Regions from separate parts of the Homo sapiens genome. Here region 2 is linked to region 1. Evidence: read pairs that join two places in POLR2A ChIA-PET (ENCODE). Cell type or tissue: B cell. All regions are shown on one strand. Each heading gives the region's core, and the rest is flanking DNA. Links, peaks and the distances in the headings are about the cores only. Region 1 holds the start of LOC124903731 (a long non-coding RNA gene). Region 2 has its middle 49 kb from the start of PLCG2.

Region 1 (9,529 bases), core at 2,877-7,876:
AAGGTAAGTCCAGTTACCTCCTGTCCCCATTCCCACGTTCCAGCAGCTGCTCCCTGAATGACCTCTCAGAAAACCTTGGGGTGAACCTGCTAGCTTCTGGCTAAAGATGAATGCTTCCTTTGAAGTCAGGTAAGCCTCTGCAGACAGAGAGATGCCAGAAGCATTCAGCACTCCCATCGCCAAAGGCAATCGTTAGGCAAGACACACAGGAGGCCGGGCGCCGTGGCTCATGCTTGTAACCCCACCACTTTGGGAGGCCAAGGCAGGAGGACAGCTCGAGCCCAGGAATTCCGAGACCAGCCTAGGCAACACCCTCACCTTGGCTGTAAGTTCCCACCTCTACAAAAAAATATATATAATAATTAGCCAGGAGTAGTGGTGCATGCCTGTGGTCCCAGCTACTCAGGAGGATGAGGTAGGAGCATTTCTTGATCCTAGGAGGTGGAAGGTACAGTGAGCTGTGATCACACCACCGCACTCCAGCCTGGGTGACAGAGTGAAATCCTGACTCAAAAAAAAAAAAGATTTTTTTAAATTTTGAAATTGAAAAAAAAAAAAACAGGCAGGAGTATCCTTTTACCTTGTCAGTGATTAACAGGAGAGGCCAGGGGCTTCCAGGTGCCTCCTCCTCACCCACAGGGAACGGCCACCCCGGGCCAGAATACTGGCTCAGGACCCGTGTACCGACCGGAGCCACAGTCCAGGAAAAAGGACCCTGGGGGTGTGGACAGATTGCGAAAGAAGGCCCCAGTCCTCCAGAAGCTTCTCCAGAGCCCAGTGACTCTAACACACAACCAGGCTGTGGCCCCCACAGAAAGGTAAAGCACTCCTTCTTTAAAGGGTGATTTTCATTCTGGGGTTGCTGAACCCCAAACGTGGTATCCTCATGCTGTGGGCTCTTCTCACAGACCAGACTCAGGGAAGGAATGGGTTCTGCGAGGTGGGTGCCAGCAGGAAAGCACCCTCACCTTGGCTGTAAGTCCCCACAAGACACCCCCTCTCTGAGAGGTTGCCTTCCGCTTCTGGACTTCCCTTTCCAGGTCCTCATCACATCTCACAAGCGTGACTTGTTTCCCTCAGTTACTGTCATGGCCCCAGCAGCAAGCTGGGCACACAGGAGGCCTTCAAGTATCGGCTGACCACTGGCTGCCTGGGCCTCACACGCTGACACCTTCCTATCTGGGCACTTAGCCTGCTCTCTTATGGCTAATGGGTCACCCACAGGGTCTCCCACTAGCTGCAAGGATGGCAGGCCTCTGCCTCATTCTCTAGCTTTGCAAGAATGGGATCTGATCCTCACGCAGTCAACTGGATATCATACCACTCACAGAAGTGTAATTAAAATGGTAGATTCTGCCTGGGCGCAATGGCTCATGCCTGTAATCCCAGCACTAAGGGAGGCTGAGGCAGGAGAATGGCTTCAGCTCTGCAGTTTAAGACCAGCCTGGGCAACACGGCAAAATCCCATCTCCACAAAAAATACATACACACACACACACAAATTAGCTGGGCATGGTAGTGCACATCAGTAGTCCCAGCTACCTGGGAGGCTGAGGTGGGAAGATAGCTTGAACCCAGGAGACAGAGGTTGCAGTGAGCCGTGATCATGCCACTGCGCTCCCACCTGGGTGATAGAGTGAGATCGTGTCTCAAAAAAAGGCAGGGTGGGGACAGATTCTACTCAAAAAGGAAAAGAAGAGCATGCATTAGGGAATATTCACTTAACCTCTTTTGCTTAATCTGAGGATTATTCCTAAAATGTGGCTGCCATGTGGAGCGGAGCCCAGGAGAGAGGCTCTGATGGTGACTGCCACCTCTGACCACTACCACTGTTAACAATGATGGTGAATATCCCCCCAAGTATTCACCATGAGTCAGGCACTGAGCAAAGGCTTTATGTGCATTTCCTCATTTGAGTGCCACAGAATCGCCACAATATCACTATTCCCCCCCTCCATTTATCAAAGGAGAAGACTGAGGCCGGAGGACGACAAAGCCCACTGCTGGTAACTGTGTCCGAGTGCCCAGGCTCAATGGTGGGGCATGACTGGCTCCAGCAAGACAGCAGCCTGCAGAAGTCAGTCCCTTCCGCTAGGGCAAGAGGAGTCACCCCTGCCCCCGCTTTGCCTGTGCAAATGAGTCTTCATTTGTGGTTAGCAAGCCAGCCCTTCATTTCCCCACCAGGCTCAGAGTTTTGCAAACCAAAGTTGGGGGATGGCTAGCGTGGCCTCCCGGCAGTTCCTGTTGCAGACAGCTAGAAGGTAAGAGCCTTCCTTCCCTTTCAGACAAGGCAGGATTGGGGCAAGAGCGGGGAGCCTCCTGGGGTCCCCATTACCCTCTAGCCCAGGCACTTCTGGCCTAAGTTCCCCCTAACACAAGGATCTGAGTCCCACTCGGGGTACAAATGCCTGCTGGACTCCACAGCTTGGGGCTGAAATCTACCTGCCTCCCTCTTTCCCAGCACTGGTCAGAGACCCAGCCAGGGGTCCCAACTGGAGTATGGGGTTGGATGAGGTTCAAATACTAACCCCACCATGTCCCCAGGTGTAAAACTGAGACAAATAGAGAGGGCCAGTTTCGTGGCATTGACATGAGGATTTAAGGAGACCAAGTTCATGGCCAAGTGCTTAGTGCAGTGCCTGGCACACAGCCTGTGTTTAAATGTTTGCTGCTATTATCCACAGATTCTCACGATGATGGTCACGTCCGTTCATTCAGCCATTAGGTCAACAAAGAGTAGGTAAAAGCCAGCGTGCCAGGCACTGTTCTGGGAGCTGGGGATACAGCTATGAATAAAACAGACCAAATTCCTGGCCTCGAAGAATTACATTCTAATAGGAGGAGACAGAGACAAGTCAATATTTATTACACTTGGCAATCACAAGTGCTACAAAAACTAAACCAAAGAAGAGCAAAGCATGGTGTGTGACCAGGAGGGAGGGGCTCTCATAGAAGGTGTTATCAGGGAGGCCTCCCCAGAGGTGGTGACATCTGGGCTGATGTCTGAGATAGAATATTTCAGGCAGAGCAAATAGTAAATGCAAAGGCCCCAAGATGGAAATGTGTATGGTTGGTTGTAGGAAGAGCAAGGTTGTCACCAGCTGGGACACACTGCGTATGCTCTCTGAAACCCTCATGACCCGCAGTGCCTGTCCATCTCCCCTCTCCTGCCTGGACATTCTAGTCACGCTGTCTCTGCACTTGCATATACCCTCAGTCATCCAGAAGCCCGATGCCCCCCTCACCCTTCCCATCCCCCTCCACTATCACACACTGTGTCTGTCAGTCTCCTCCAGGGTCCTCTGGAGTCAGCTGCAGCCCTTGGCAGATGATTTTGCCATTTCATTCATATATATACATATATAAAATATATGTGTGTATATATATATATACACACACACACACACACACCCCACACATTTTTTTGTTGTTGTTTTTTAAGACACAGTCTTACCAGGCATGGGGGCTTATGCCTGTAATCCCAGCACTTTGGGAGGCTGAGGCCTATGGATCACTTGAGGTCAGGAGTTCCAAGACCAGCATGGCCAACGTGGTGAAATCCTGTCTCTAATAAAAATACAAAAATTAGCCAGTGGTGGTGGCATGCGCCTATAATCCCAGCTACTTGGAAGGCTGAGGCACAAGAAACGCTTGAACCCAAGAAGTGGAGGTTGCAGTGAGCCAAAAGTAGCACCACTGCCCTCCAGCCTGGGCCACAGAGCAAGACTCTGTCTCAAGAAAAAAGAAGAAGAAAAAGACAAGACACTGCTGGAGTGAGTGGCATGATCACAGCTCACTACAGCCTCAACCTCCTGGGCTTAGGTGATCTTCCCACCTCAGACTCCTAAGTAGCTGGGACCACAGATGCGTGCCAACATGCCTGGCTAATTTTTGTACTTTTTGTAGAGACAGGGTTTCATCATGTTACCCAGGCTATTCTCAAATCCCTGGGCTCAAGTGATCCCCCTGCCTCAGCCTCCCAAAGTGCTGAGATTATAGGCATGAGCCACTGCACCCGGCCACTATTATATATTTAATCTCTCCACTCCTTGAAGGCAAGACAGCACTGCCCGTTCATGGGTCCACAGCAGGAAAGTGCCTGGCACCTAGTGGGGATGCCACCGAGAGGTAGAATAAGCCCCCTAGAGAGCGATTTGGCACTCACTACTGAGGCTGGAAATACACACGCCCCCCCACTCAGAGGTTCCTTCCCCATCCACAGCTACCACAGCACCCTCTGCAATTTCAAAGGAGAAAGGGACTCAGCACAAATGCCCAGCAGGAGAGAGTGGACAAAATGGCTCTTGTCACCAATGGAATGCTCTACAGCAATTCAAAAGAAAGAAACACCTCTACATATCGATGGAAATAAACAAAAACTAGGTGCAATGTGGTGTCCTGGATGAATCCTGGAACAGAAGGAGAACATACGAGGAGAAACTGTTAAAGTCCAAATAAATTCTGGAACTTTGATAGCGATGTGGTAATGTTAATTTCTCACTTTTGGCAAAGGTATCATGGCAATATAAAACAGAGAAATGGGCCGGGTGTGGTGGCTCACACCTGTAATCCCAACACTTCGGGAGGCCAAGGAGGGTGGATCACCTGAGCTTAGGAGTTCGAGACTAGCCTGGTCAACATGGTGAAACTGGCTAGGCACGGTGGCTCACGCCTGTAATCCCAGCACTTTGGGAGGCCGAGGCGGGCAGATCACCTGAAGTCAGGAGTTCAAGGCCAGCCTGACCAACAGGGTGAAATCCCATCTCTACTAAAAATACAAAAATTAGCCGGGCACGTTGGTGTGTGCATGTAATCCCAGCTACTCAGGAGGCTGAGGCAGGAGAATCGCTTGAACCCGGAAGACAGAGGTTGCAGTGAGCCGAGATCGTGCCACTGCACTCCAGCCTGGGTGACAGAGCCAGACTCCGTCTCAAAAAAAATAAAATAAAATAAAAACTACTAACTACCCCATTAATGAATGAAAATCACAGATACAAAAAAGACAGGGCAGAGGGGGCAGTCCTTGTCATCATTAAAAGCCAGGTCCTGTGCTTTTCTGACTATTCCTGAGACTAGCAATGTTTGAGAGAATGGCCCACACAGGAAATTCATTCTGTGATCTCCTGTAAAATCAGAATGCAGTTGGTAAGATACAGCCTCTTATCTCCTGAACTCATGATCCACCCACCTCGGCATTCAGAAAAGAAAAAGGAATGCAAGTTAAGGGGAAATAAATTCACATTTGTTGAAACCTTCTATGTACCCGACTTCACCAGGCACTCAGGAAAATGCCACATTGTTCAATCATCACAGCAGCTTCGGAAGGCTGAGGCTGTGACGGCTGGCTTCTATATGAGGAAACTGAGTCTCAGACGACTTTTATAACTTGCTTAAGGTTGTAAAAGCAACCTTTTCTCAAGACCCTCTGCTGACCCGCAAGGACTCGCTGATCAAAACTGCAGCTCATAAAAGCAAAGGAAGAGGCACCACACCACAGCACAGAATAAAAATGACGCTTCTCGGCCGGGTGCGGTGGCTCACGCCTGTAATCCCACCACTTTGGGAGGCCGAGATGGGTGGATCACGAGGTCAGGAGATCGAGACCATCCTGGCTAACATGGTGAAACCCAGTCTCTACTAAAAATACAAAAAAATTAGCCGGGCGTGGTGGCAGGCACCTGTAGTCCCAGGAGGCTGAGGCAGGAGAATGGCGTGTACTTGGGAGGCGGAGCTTGCAGTGAGCCGAGATCACACCACTGCATTCCAGCCTGGGTGACAGAGCAAGATTCTGTCTCAAAAAAAAAAAAAAAAAAAAAAAAAAAATGACATTTCTCAACAGTCTGGAACAGACTTCACAAGTTGTTGGCCTGGGAACTGCATCAGGGTACAGGAGTGTTTTGTCAGGTGAAGATCATTTTGCTTATTTGTGTGTTTCAATGAGTCAACTTTTTTTTTTTTTTTTTTTTTTGAGACGGAGTTTTGCTCTTGTTGCGCAGGCTGGAGTGCAATGGCATGATCTCGGCTCAGTGCAAGCTCCGCCTCCCAGGTGCAAGCAATTCTCCTTCCTCAGCCTCTCAAAGAGCTGGGATTACAGGCATCCGCCACCATGCCTGGCTACTTTTGTATTTTTAGTAGAGACGGGGTTTCTCCATGTTGATCAGGTTGGACTTGAACTCCCGACCTCAGGTGATCCACCCACCTTGGCCTCCCAAAGTGCTGGGATTACAGGCATGAACCACCGTGCCTGGCGGCGTCAACGCTTTTTTTTAAATGAGGAGATTTCACAGTAACAACCTACATTTCCAACTGCAGATCTGTGGACCCTGAGCCTGCAGCATGACGTAGGATCTGTCCACTTTACACCAGGCACACATGCACTGACTCCCCGTTAACCACGGTTCCCACCACCCTTAGAACTTTCCCAGTGTGCAGCCTGTGTTTATTGTCATTTGTCCCCTAGATACAACCTGCTTCTCTTATTTAGGTCACCTATCCAGCTGCCTGCAGGTATTTATGTTTCTGATCCCTCATCTGAAACAGAGGAAGTAGGATTTTAAAGAAATAAATGCAGGCCGGGTACAGTGACTCATGCCTGTAATCCCAGCCCTTTGGGAAGCCAAGACAGGTGAACTCCTTGAGCCTAGGAGTTCGAGATCAGCCTGGGAAACATGGCAAAACCCCAGCTCTACCAAAAAAAAAATACAAAAAATAGCTGCGCATGGGAGCATACACCTGTGGTCCCAGGTACTTGGGAGACTGAGATAAGATCACTTGATCCTGGGAAGCTGAGGCTGCAGTGAGCGATAGTGGCACCACTGCACTCCAGCCTCAGTGGCAGAGTGAGACCCTGTCCCCAAAAAAAAAAAAACCCAGCAATCCTCTATAATGTATGAGATTAACCATGCACCTTACCACACATCCCGTTGAGGGGCATCCCCTGAGTCTTATTTCAGCGCAAGGTCAACAAGGACATGCAGCCCTAGGCCACAGCACAATCATGGGGCTTAGGAATCTGCAAAACATGAGGAAATTCCCTAGGGGAACAGGGAGGCTGGAAGTAGAAACAAGTCCAGGATCAAGTGTCCTATCTTCAGTCATCTCATCGGATCCACAGGAGGCAGGAGGCTGGTTCTGCGGATCTCCAGCAGGGATAAACCAAGACCTCAAATGGATACAGAAGAAGAACTTTTTAAAAACCCAGCAATTACTCAAAATTGTCTCCGGCAGCCTTGAGAGTCATACTAGAAAATCACGGTAAAGCTGTTCCAGCTAAGTGGCTTTGGGAAGGTTCTTGCTACTTTATGAAACTCAGTTTCCCCATCTATAAAATGGGTAGACTCGTCAAAAAGCATGAGGAGGATTTTTAAAGCGCCAAGGACAGAGGTTAATAAGACCACTGAGAGGACGTGGTTAATGAGTGGCTGCTGCTATCACCATTTGAAGCACTGAGTATTGTAGAGAAGCTTCCTCCAACAACCACCACTATCACTGACTGAACATGTGTTATTCTAAGTGCTTGTTACATTGAATTCTAAAACACTGCTGTGAGATAGGTCCTACTATTATTGCGATTTTATCAGTGAGGAGACTGAGGCACACGAGGTCGAGCACTTTGACCTCAAGGTCACACTGGTAAGTGCAGAGCTGAAACTGGAGCCCAGGGAACCTGCCCATGGACCCCTACACTGACCTCCTACTGCACCTAGGTGAGGACACAGATCATACTTGATGCTTTTCTCGGTTCCCCCATCTCTGAGCCTAGGATCCTGGAGCCTTGCCGTGGCAGAGGGAAGCACATCTCCAAACAGTGATGAACCCCAAGAACCAGGAGGTGGACATGATGCCAGAAATGAAGGTGGCAAAGGGGCCGAGGAGGACTCTAGCTTTCTGGCATGGGGACCTGGCTGGATGGTGGTATCTCTTACCACAATGGGGAAAACTGGAGGAATAGGTTTTAAAGGCAGAGATCTCCGTTGTTTTGGTGACAAATTCCATTTTGGACACGTTGAGTTTGAAATATTTACTAGATACCCAGTGCGACCAGACAACATTTCCAGAGCTCGCTCCAAGTTCAAAGCTCCTTTCACTGACATCTGAGAAAATTTCTCTGGTCCAATGCCATCTGATTTCTATGTCTTCTTTCTCTACGATCCACCTAACACCCTATGTGACAATCTTAGCCTTGTCATCTTGTCTCTGTCTTCCTAAGACTTGAACCCCTGAAGGACAAGACCTTGCTTTGGTCAATCTGGTGACAAGCAGAGTCTCCAGCATGTGGAGGGGCTCAGTAAATATTTACCGAATGGGTCAAGGAAAGGGATCTCAGGAGATGGTTACGTGGGAGTGTGTTTCCTATTAGATGAGTGCAAAAGTTGTCACAATTTTTGCCATTAAAGTTACAATTAAACTGCAATTACATTTGCACCAACCTACTATTACTGCTCTAAAAGATTAGAGCATCTCGGGCTGGGCGCGGTGGCTCACGCCTATAATCCCAGCACTTTGGGAGACCGAGGCAGGTGGAACACCTGAGGTCAGGAGTTGGAGACCAGCCTGGCCAACATGGTGAAACCCTGTCTCTACTAAAAATACAAAAAACTAGCCAGGTGTGCTGGCGCATGCCATGCCTGTAGTCCCAGCTACTTGGGAAGCTGAAGCAAGAGAATGGCTTGAATCCAGGAGACAGAGGTTGCAGTGAGCTGTGATCATGCCATTGCACTCCAGCCTGGGTGACAGAGTGAGACTCTGTCTCAAAAAAAAAAAAAAAAAAAAAAATTAGAGCATCTCTTCAGATCTAATTTAAAAGATTAGAGCAGTAATAGGAAAAAAACACACTCCCAAATAAGCATCACTGAGGCCAGGATGGCCCCACAAACCTAGTGGCTTACAACAACACAAATTTACCATCTTGCAATTATGCAGGTCTGATTTCCAAAACGGGTCTCGCTGGGCTAAGACCAAGGAGTCAGCAGGGCTGTGTTCCTTCTGGAGGCTCCAAGGGGGAATCCACCCATTGCCTTTCCCAGCTCTAGAGGCCACCTGCATTTCTTGGCTTGTGGCCCCTTCCTCCACCTTCAAAGCCAGAATCCTGCTCTCTCTCCCTGACTGTGACCTCCTACCTTCCTCTTTTAAAGATCCTTGTAATTACATTGGGCCTACCTGGGTCATGCAGGAGAATCTCCCCATCTCAAGATCTTTCCCTTAATCACACATGCAAAAATCTCCTTTGCCACATAATGTAACATATCCACAGGTTCCAAAGATTAGGACATGGACACCTTTGGGGGTATGTGCAGGGAGTCACCATCCAATGAAAGGTGACATCATGGGGAAGGACAAAAAGGCCAGAGGTCACATGGCAGCTACGAGAGGATCCCAGCCATCCTGGCCTCAGTGTTGCCCTTTAATTATAACCGCTGAATCTGAATGCCCAGTCTCTCCCACACCCCGTTATCTCACCAGTGTGGCACACGAGGAACATGGTGAGAAGGCCTGAGGGAGATCCAAACATGATCCCAACGAAAAGTGC
Region 2 (9,529 bases), core at 1,682-6,681, 98 kb after region 1:
ATGTAAATATTTGTCAAATGAATAACCAAACATTTTGTAAATGTCTGCTCTCTATTTCTTGCCAAGACAGGCCAAGGGAGGCTCAAATGTGGCCCCTGGACCACTGTGAGATGGAGCCAGTGCCTGGTTCTGCCAGAGCAGCTCTGGCCTCTGGATGCTATTGGCCACCTCCTGGGCCCATTTGGCATCATCTCCTTCTGCTAAGAACCACCCACCCTTCTCTCACCCACCCACGCGCAAGCTGCATGGGCCTGCCTGGTAGGAAAAACCTGGCTCTGTCCCTCCCTCTCCCCCACCCCACCACACACACGCCCGCTGGGGCTGGTCATCCTGGAAGGCTGGGAACAGAGAAGCTTCTTGCCTCCCCAAGAGAGTTTGTGACAAGAAGATTTGGGTTCTTCTAGGTTCAAGAACCTGGGCCAACTGGGGCAGCCATAGGGAGGTTTTTGGCAAAGGCCTGGCTGCCTCTTCCCAGAGAATGTCATGTAGGCCTGGGCTCTGCCCGACCCACCCCAAATACCCACTTCCAGCCTATTCCCTTCTCATCCCTCATGGTTCACCTTACAGGCTCAGGCCTCAGTTTTCTCATCTATAAAATGAGAATGATGAGACTATTTTGGAGATGAGATGACACGTGCACAGGGGAACCCTCAGCAAGGGGCCCGGTGAGCAGCAAGTGCTGCAGTGCATGTGGAGCTACTGTGGACCGAGCGGATGGACAGTGAAACCAATGACACCCAGAGGCCCGCAAGCAGCCGCTGACCCGGCCCTCCCCTCTCCTCCCCTGTGCCCACTCTGCCCTGGCTGCATCCCCTCCTCCTGCTCCTCACACTCTGTGCCCACTCCCACCTCTGGGCTTCTGCACTGGCTGTTCCCTCTGCCTAGAATACTCTTTCCCCAAATACCCACTCAGCTCCCTTCTCCCTTCCCTCAGGTTTTTGCTCAAATGTCACCTTCTCAGTGAGCCCCACCTGGATACCCCTCCTCAACTCTCACCAGTCCCCTGTTTGGATTAATTTTTCTCTACCGTATTTATCCTTTTAAGGTACTACATCTTTTCCATCTCTCTCTTTTTTTTTTTTTTTGAGATGGAGTCTCGCTCTGTCACCCAGACTGGAGTGCAATGGCACCATCTCAGCTCCCTGCAAACTCTGCCTCCCGGGTTCAAGCGATTCTTGTGCCTCAGCCTCCCGAGTAGCTAGGTCCCACCAAACCTGGCTAATTTTTGTATTTTTAGTAGAGATGGGGTTTCACCATGTTGGCCAGGTAGGTCTCCAACTCCTGACCTCAAGTGATCTACCGCCTCAGCCTCCCAAAGTGCTGGGATTACAGGCACCAGCCACCACGCCTGGCCCACTATATCTTTTCATTGTTGATTTTGTTATTGCCTGACTCCTCCCAGAACATAAGCTTTATAAGCATGGGAATTTTGGTCTTGCTTGTTCATTGCTAGATCCTCAGCATCTACCAGAGTGACTGGCACATAGTAGGTGTACAGTCAACGTCGATGAATGGAGGGTGAATGGATGAATGGATGGATGGTGAATGTATGTATGGATAGATGAATGAATGAGTGAATGGATAGATGGATGGGTGGCTGGATAGATGAATAGATGGATAGGTGGGTGGATGGATAGATGGATGGGTGGGTGGATGATGGTGAATGGATGGATAGATGGATGGGTAGATAGATAAATGAATGGGTGGGTGGATGGACGGATGGATGGATGGATGGATGGATGGATGGGTGAGTGGGTGGATGGGTAGGTGGAAGGGTGGATGGAGAGAGGATGGACAGATGGATGAATAAGTAGATGGCTGGATGGATGGAGAATAGATGGATAGAGGGTGGGTGGATGGATCATTGGGTAGATGGATGGTCAAAATAAGAGGAGACTGAGTGAGCCTTCTCTAGCAGTCTAGAAATCACCATCTAGGCATGAGTTCCCCATGTTCTAAAGGTAGAAAACTAAAAGACGACTTCAGGGCTTATTAAAAAGTGGTGCAAAATGTTCCACTCTCTCCATATGTCATCCCACCTCCAACAGAAGACTTGAGGTCCATGAGCAGGGAGAGAAAAAGAGGGAAATCTCCTTCCCAGGTTCCGGGTTCACTCCTGTCCTCCAGCCACCCCCAGCCCAAGGCAGGTGATGCTTGATCTTCATGCTGCCTGCCTGGACTAGAGAAAGGCAGCTAGCAAGAGGTGCCTGGGTGGGGAGAGGTGACCACAGCAATGTCCTCCAGTCTACAGGTCAGGGCAGTGTGACTTTCTGGGAGTCAAGTGGACACCAGGAGGCAGTAAGCCTGAGATAGCTTCCTGTTATGCCACCCAGAAAGGAAGAAGAGACCCAGCAGGGGGCAGCGGGAGGTGGCCCACAGGGGGAAGGGGCTGGGGGGAATATGGCCTGGGGACCATCACCTCCACCCCTGCCTCATGGGGTCTCTCCCAAAGCTCACACCTGGACCACCATTTGAACATCCCTGTTGTCAGCCAGAGAAGCAGCAATGGCCTACGGAGGACAAGGGCAACCCCAGCAAAATGAGGCAGGTGCTCAGAAAAGGGAGGGGCTGAAGGAAACGTGAACTGAGTTTTGAGGCCAAAGTCTTAACTAGCTTAGACTGACTTTGTGCTACTAAAGGTATTTTAAGAAACTGGAAAAGCCCAGGCATGGCGGCTCACACCTGTAATCCCAGTGCTTTAAGAAGCCAAGGCAGGAGGATCACTGAAGGCCAGGAGTTTGAAACCAGCCTGGGCAACGTGGTGAGACCCCGTCTCTATAAAAAATTTAAAAATAGGCATGGTAGCACTGGCCTGTAGTCCCAGCTACTCAGGAGGCTGATGTGGGAGGATCACTTGAGCCCAGGAGGTGGAGGGTGCGGTGAGCTATGATGGTGCCAGTGCACCTCAGCCTGGGTGACAGAGTGAGACCCTGTCTCCAAAAACAAAAAATACATCTATTAAAAAAACAAACTGGAAAGATTTGACAGAGCAGTCCATAGCGCCAAGAAGAACACCATTTCACACATGTGCTCCAGGGAACACATGTGTGAACACATATGTGCTCAACAATAAATAAACCAGCGGCTTCCAAAATGTCCCTTGTAGGTCCTGGGGCCACAGGGAGGATTCCGTGACCTCATAAAGCATTCAGGACACTGCTTGGCACAAGGAGGGGCTCGGTCAATGTTCCTTAGTGAATAGGCATTGGAAACAGAACGGGGGGAGTGGAAGGAGGTCAGTAAGAGGCTTCTGGTTCCCTCTTCATGTGCTCCTGTGCAGGCCGGGTCTCACTAACGCAGGCTTCATCACAACGGCTTCGGCACTGACCGAGTAGTTCAGTGAAACATTAATAGCTGAGAGAGCCAGTGCCCTTCTACAAAGGCTGGAATGTCACAAAAGCCCACCAAGAGTTTTGCCTGGGCCTTTCCTGGGCCTTGAAGCATGACAGGATAACGAAGGAATTCTTAACAGGACCTGTTTAGGATTAAACAAGTTTTACTGGGGGTCTGAAATAACTCCCCAGGCCTCCACAGGCAAGTTTATTGGGGGTCTGAAGGAACTCCCCAAACCCCCATGATTTAGCAGGAGACAAGATAAGGGTAATCACCGCAGCACCTGGACCCATTTAGATTAAATAAATTTACTGAGGCTCCAGAGGAAGAGCTTCAGGACTCAGACCTTAGTTATAGAAGTTAATCACGGCTAGGCATGGTGGCTCAAGCCTGTAATCCCAGCACTTTGGGAGGCCCAGGTGGTTGGATCACAAGATCAGAAGGTCGAGACCAGCCTGACCAACATGGTGAAACCCTGTCTCTACTAAAAATAGAAAAATTAGCCTGGGCGGGGTGGTGCATGCCTGTAATCCCAGCTACTCAGGAGGCTGAGGCAGGAGAATTGCTTGAACACAGGAGGCACAGGTTGCAGTGAACTGCAGTGCACTGCACTCCAGCCTGGGTGACAGAGTGAAACTCCGTCTCCAAAAAAAAAAAAGAAAGAAAGAAAGAAGTTAATCACTTATGTCTTTAGATGAATACACACTCAGACGTAGACATATAGCTTAGAAGGTACATAATCTCTGGAAAACTTTGTAATTTTGAGTTGGTCTGGGGATAATTTCCAGGCCTTCTCCCTGCACCCGGTTACAGAAATCAACTCCTTCCTTTCCCCGTTCATCTGCATCTCGTTATTGGGCCGCGAGAATAAGCAGCCCCACCCTCAGTTTGGTCCGGAAACACTCCTGTTAAGGGGACGACGACAGGAGCATGCCAGAACACTCTTATGCCAAGACAACTTCCAGATTGGGGACTGAGTCCGCCCCTGAGAGGGCAGTCCCTGGACCCCAAGGTGGGGAAGCCTGGGCCCCCATCTCAGGGGGTTCCCCATCCGCTACCCCAGGAGCCAGCGCAAGGCCGAAGCCACGTCTGGGCGGCAAGGGTCGGGGCGGGCTGGGTGCAGCAGGGAGCCCCGCCCATTCTGGGCATCCTGCCTCTGGCAGGGTTGTGCTCTTAGGTGGAGCCACCGCCTGCAGGACCCAGGTCTGTGCCCTCTGCTTCCCTCAGCCTCACAGAGCCTCCCAGCCCGGGCTCCCGCAGCTGCAACGCTGGGCAGGGAAGCCGGGTCTCCATGACAACGTTGACGTCACCGGCCCGGGGCTGGGAATTGCCTCCCGCCCCCAGCAGCGGCCAGGCCCAGCCCCAGCCCGGATCTGCAGCAGCTGGGACCCCAGGAGCGTTGGCGCCTCCGACCCTGTCCTCTGACCTTCCCGTCCTGGCCACCAGGGGCAGACAGGCGTGAACGGGCCAGCCAGGCTCTCACCTGCCTGCCACCTTCCCGAGATCCCGCTTCTTCCCGCCCTTCCCTTTTGTCCTCAAATTGCTCTCAGCTGGTTGCAAGCTCAACAGACCTCGCTTCCTGTTTCATTAACTGGAAACCCCCTCCCGGGAGAATGTGCATTTTAATAGAATGTGGGGAGCGATGAGCTCGCTGCTCTCTCGATGGCTTCACCTCTGCCTCCCTTTACTCCACAATACAGAACAACTCCCAGGCCGGGCGCAGTGGCTCACGCCTGCAATCCCAGCACTTTGGGAGGCCAAGGCGGGCGCATCATCTATGGTCGGGAGTTCGAGACCAGCCTGACCAACAAGGTGAAACCCCCGTCTCTACTAAAAGTACAAAAATTAGCTGGGCATGGTGGCGCATGCCTGTAATCCCAGCTACACGGGAGGCTGAGGCAGAAGAATCACTAGAACCCGGGAGGCGGAGGTTGCGGTGAGCCGAGATCACGCCATTGCACTCCAGCTTGGGCAACAAGAGCAAAACTCCATCTCAAAAAAAAAAAAAAAAAAAAACAAAAAACCTCCCAGATTATCATATAGCCCCTCCCACATCCCGGGCGTCTACCCTGTAACAGCTTCCCACTGCCCTAGTGCTGAGACTTCAGAGGCCTCGGCTCTCTACAGCGGCCCAGACCCCCGTACCTCCTCCTGTTCCTCCTCCTCCTCCTCCCCACTTCCAGCATCTGTTCCGCCGACGAATTGCCAGGCTCTGCCTCGGGGCCTCCGCACATGCTCTTCCCTCTGCCTGCAAGGCAGTTTCCTCCTCCGCCTCCCCTCGGGCTGGAGACTCCAGCTGCTCTCCAGGCCTAGGCTCGCAGGTGAGCTCAGTGCTGCCCCCTCTTGAAGGCGCTCACAGCAGCCTGCACTTCCTTTCGGCCCTCCTTGCTGTCCCCAGGGTGAGGACAGTTAACAATAACGTGGTGTGTGTTTCCAAACAGCGACAAGAGACGTCTGAATGTTCTCACCACAAAGAAATGATCAAGGTTTGGGGTGATGGATTTGCTGGTTACCCTGATTTGATCATTACACAATGTATACATGTATGGAAACCATAAATATGTACCATTGCCAAGTATTGTGAACCCCAAAGTATCTGAGACAGGGCTCAATCAATTTAGAGAGTTTATTTTGCCAAGTTTAAGGACGTGCCGGTGACACAGCCTCAGGAGATCCTGAATGTGTCGAAGGAGGTCAAGGTACAGCTTGTTTTTATACATTTTAGGGAGGCGTAATACGTCAATATGTGTAAGACTGACATTGGTTCCATCTGGAAGCGTGGGACAACTCAAAGTGTGCAGGGCCTTCCAGGTTGTAGATGGATGTAAATTTTTCTGATTGCCAATTGGTTGAAAAGTTATTATCGGTAGTAAGAAATGTCTGAGTCGTGGCCGGGTGCCGTGGCTCACGCCTGTAATCTCAGCAGTTTGGGAGGCTGAGGTGAGTGGATCACTTGGGGTCAGGAGTTCGAGACCAGCCTGCACAACATGGTAAAACCCCATCTCTACTAAAAATACAAAAATTAGCCAGGTGTGGGGTCACATGCCTGTAACTGCAGCTACTTGGCAGGTTGAGGTGGGTTGAACCTGGGAGGTGGAGGTTACAGTAAGACAAGATCATGCCACTGCAGTCCAGCCTGGGCAACACAGTGAGACCCTGTGAAGAAAGAAAGAGAAAGAAAGGAAGGAAGGAAGGAAAGAAGGAAAGAGAGGGAGGGAAGAAAGGAAGGAAGGAAAGAAAGGAAGAAAAGAAGGAAGGAAGGGAAGGAAGGAAAGAAAGGCAGGGAGGAAGGAAGGAAGGAGAGAGAGAGGAAGGAAGGAAGGAAGGGAGGGAGGGAGGAGGGAGGAAGGGCATGCTGGCTCACGGAAAGGAAGGAAGGAAGAAAGAAAGAAAGACAGCCGGGCGTGGTGGCTCACGCTTGTAATCCCAGCACTTTGGGAGGCCGAGGCAGGCTGATCATGAGGTCAGGAGATCAAGACCATCTTGGCTAACACAGTGAAACCCCGTCTCTACTAAAAATACAAAAAAATTAGCCAGGCATGGTGGCAGGCACCTGTAGTCCCAGCTACTCGGCAGGCTGAGGCAGGAGAATGGCGTGAACCCAGGAGGCGGAGCTTGCAGTGAGCCGAGATGGCGCCACTGCACTCCAGCCTGGGCGACAGAGAGAGACTCTGTCTCAAAAAAAAAAAAAAAGGAAGGAAGGAGAAAGACAGAAAGACAGAAAGAAAGGGAGGGAGGGAGGGATGGAGGAAGGAAGGAAAGAAGGAAGGAAAGAAAGAAAGAAAGAAAGAAAGAAAAGAAAAGAAAAGAAAAGAAAAGAAAAGGTCTGAGTTGCCATATGGGTTGTAGAGACCAAGGTGTTATCATGCAGATGGTGCCTTCACGTAACAGGCTTCAGAGAGAATAGATTGTAAATGTTTCTTATCAGACTTAAGGTCTGTGTTAAAGCTGGAGGGTATAATAAGAAATGTCCAACCCCCTCTTCCATGACGGCCTGAACTAGATTTTCAGGTTCATTCTAGAATGTCCTTGGCCTAGAGGAGGGGTCCATTCAGAAGGTTGCAGGGCCTTACAATTTTATTTTTGGTTTACAGTGTCCATTAAAAACAAAATAGAATGCAAAACAAAAAGGAAAATGATTTGTATGATCATTTGTTTAGCAGCTGCCTCCATCCCCACACTGTATGTGGCCTGAGGGTGAGGATGGCATTAGTTCCATTCACTCCTGAGTCCCCAGTGTGCCCAACACACAGTAAGTGCTCAACACATATTTTTAGATGGCCTTATTGAGGTTTAATTGACACACCGTTCAATTCACCCTTAGAAAGTGTGCACTGCAATGGTATTTAGTGTATTCAGAACTGTGCAGACATCATCATGGTCGATTTTAGAACCTTTTCATTACCCAAAAATGATACCCTGTACCTGTGGGCAGTCACCCTCCTATCCCCCATCCCCCTCAGCCCTAAGCAAGCACTAACCTACTTTCTGTTTCTATAGACACTCTGGATGTTCGTATAAATGGAATCACACATTATGTGGACTTTTGTGACTGGCCTCTTCCACTTAGCACAACTTTTTAAAGGTTCTACTTGATACATTGTGCTCAGTGAATAAATGAATGGGTGACTGGATGAATGAAAGGCTGTGAGAAGCAAAGGCAGGGCCCTCTCCTGATGGGATGATGGGCAGTGGAAACGGGGGCTCTGGATGCACTTTGGGATCCACGTCTAATAAGGATGCAGCTCTGACTGAGTCTACAACTGCCTGCCCCAGGCACATCTCTGATGGTCTGCAGCCCAAGATCAAAATTCCAGTCTCGTTGCCCAACCCCTGAGTTTAGATGTAGGTCAGATGCCCGATCCACCGCCCCTCATTCCATGAGAAGAGCTGCTTTCTGTTCTTCACACTGGCATTTTTCATTCATTCATTCATTTATTCCACGGGTGCACGGTTATGATCTACAAGTCCTTTGTAAATGAATATACTCTTATTTTAAAAAATCAATTGCAAGAGACAGATGCTGGCTCTCAATTGAGACTTTGGGGTAGACCTGGGAATCTTACCTCTGCAAGTCCATTCTGCCAGAACCCATTCCAGGAGGTCATGCCTGAGACCTTTAGTGCTTGGGGTTTGATGGGACAGTGCTCCCCGGTGGCTTGGAAAGCCTCTCCGTAAACATGCATGCTAAGTAGAAAGATTTTACCAACATGTAAATGCTGTCTCAATTCCTGCCCCCTCAGTGCCCCAATTCCTTTTCTTGTGTTTGTTTGTTTTTTGTTTTGTTTTGTTTTTGAGATGAAGTCTTGCTCCGTCGCCTAGGTTGGAGTGCAGTGGCATGATCTTGGCTCACTGCAACCTCTGCCTCCGGGGTTCAAGCAATTCTCCTGCCTCAGCCTCTCAAGTAGCTGGGACTACAGGCACCTGCCACCATGCCCGGCTAAGTTTTCTATTTTTAGTAGAGATGGGGTTTCACTGTGTTGGCCAGCCTGATCTCAAACTCCTGATCTCAAGTGATCCGCCTGCCTCAGCCTCCCAAAGTGTTGGGATTACAGGCATGAGCCACTGCACCCGGTCAGTGCCACACTCCTTATTATGTGGCCACTGCCTTGGCTACTGGTTTATAGAAATTCTAGAACTGCATTGTCTACACAGCAGCCACCAGGTATAGATGGCCGCTACTGAGCACTTGAAATGTAGCTGGTGTGAACTGAGTCGTGCTCTAAATGCAAGACACACACCAGATTTTGAGACTTAGTATGGGGGAAAAATACATAAACTATCTCATTAGTCATTTTTTATATTGACTACACATTGAAATGATAATATTTTGGATATGTGAGGTTAAATAAAATATATTGTCACAGCATTTTGGGAGGCCAAGGCAGGCGGATCACCTGAGGTCAGGAGTTTGAGACCAGCCTGGCCAACATGGTGAAACCCCATCTCTACTAAAAATACAAAAAAATTAGCCAGGTGTGGAGGTGAGCCCCTATAATCCCAGCTACTTGGGAGGCTGAGGCAGGAGAATCGCTTGAACCCAGGAGGCAGAGGTTGCAGTGAGCCGAGAACATACCATTGCATTCCAGCCTGGGTGACAAGAACGAAACTCCGTCTCAATCAAAAAAAAAAAAGGAAGGAAGGAAGGAAGGAAGGAAGAAAGAAAGAAAGAAAGAAAGAAAGAAAGAAAGAAAGA

The links. ChIA-PET counts read pairs that join two places held together with the same protein. Peaks named below come from ENCODE experiments on the same cell type or tissue, not always from the same donor. Only the 100,000 strongest peaks of a DNase experiment are listed, where the experiment ranks them.
Region 2: POLR2A ChIA-PET joins it to region 1 with 14 read pairs; 6 of 35 experiments call an interaction of 5 or more read pairs at or near these places.

Annotation. Positions count from the first base shown.
Region 1 is chr16:81,824,530-81,834,058 of GRCh38, reverse strand. All of the region lies in intron 2 of PLCG2 (phospholipase C gamma 2), which reads right to left. It overlaps LOC124903731 (a long non-coding RNA gene), which reads left to right and starts at 2,165. Exons shown (of 2, transcript XR_007065139.1): 1 at 2,165-2,261; 2 at 4,223-4,473. RefSeq lists enhancers at 912-961, 1,652-2,233, 2,234-2,815. In B cell, for the core only: no CTCF peak of the experiment used is centred there; a DNase peak (open chromatin) is centred at 5,912; H3K4me3 peaks cover 1,422 bases; H3K27ac peaks cover 4,834 bases.
Region 2 is chr16:81,725,677-81,735,205 of GRCh38, reverse strand. No RefSeq gene overlaps it. Among named protein-coding and RNA genes, the nearest start is that of PLCG2, 49 kb to the left of the region's middle. In B cell, for the core only: a CTCF peak has its summit at 4,783 (motif pointing right); DNase peaks (open chromatin) are centred at 4,705 and 5,599; H3K4me3 peaks cover 1,037 bases; H3K27ac peaks cover 890 bases.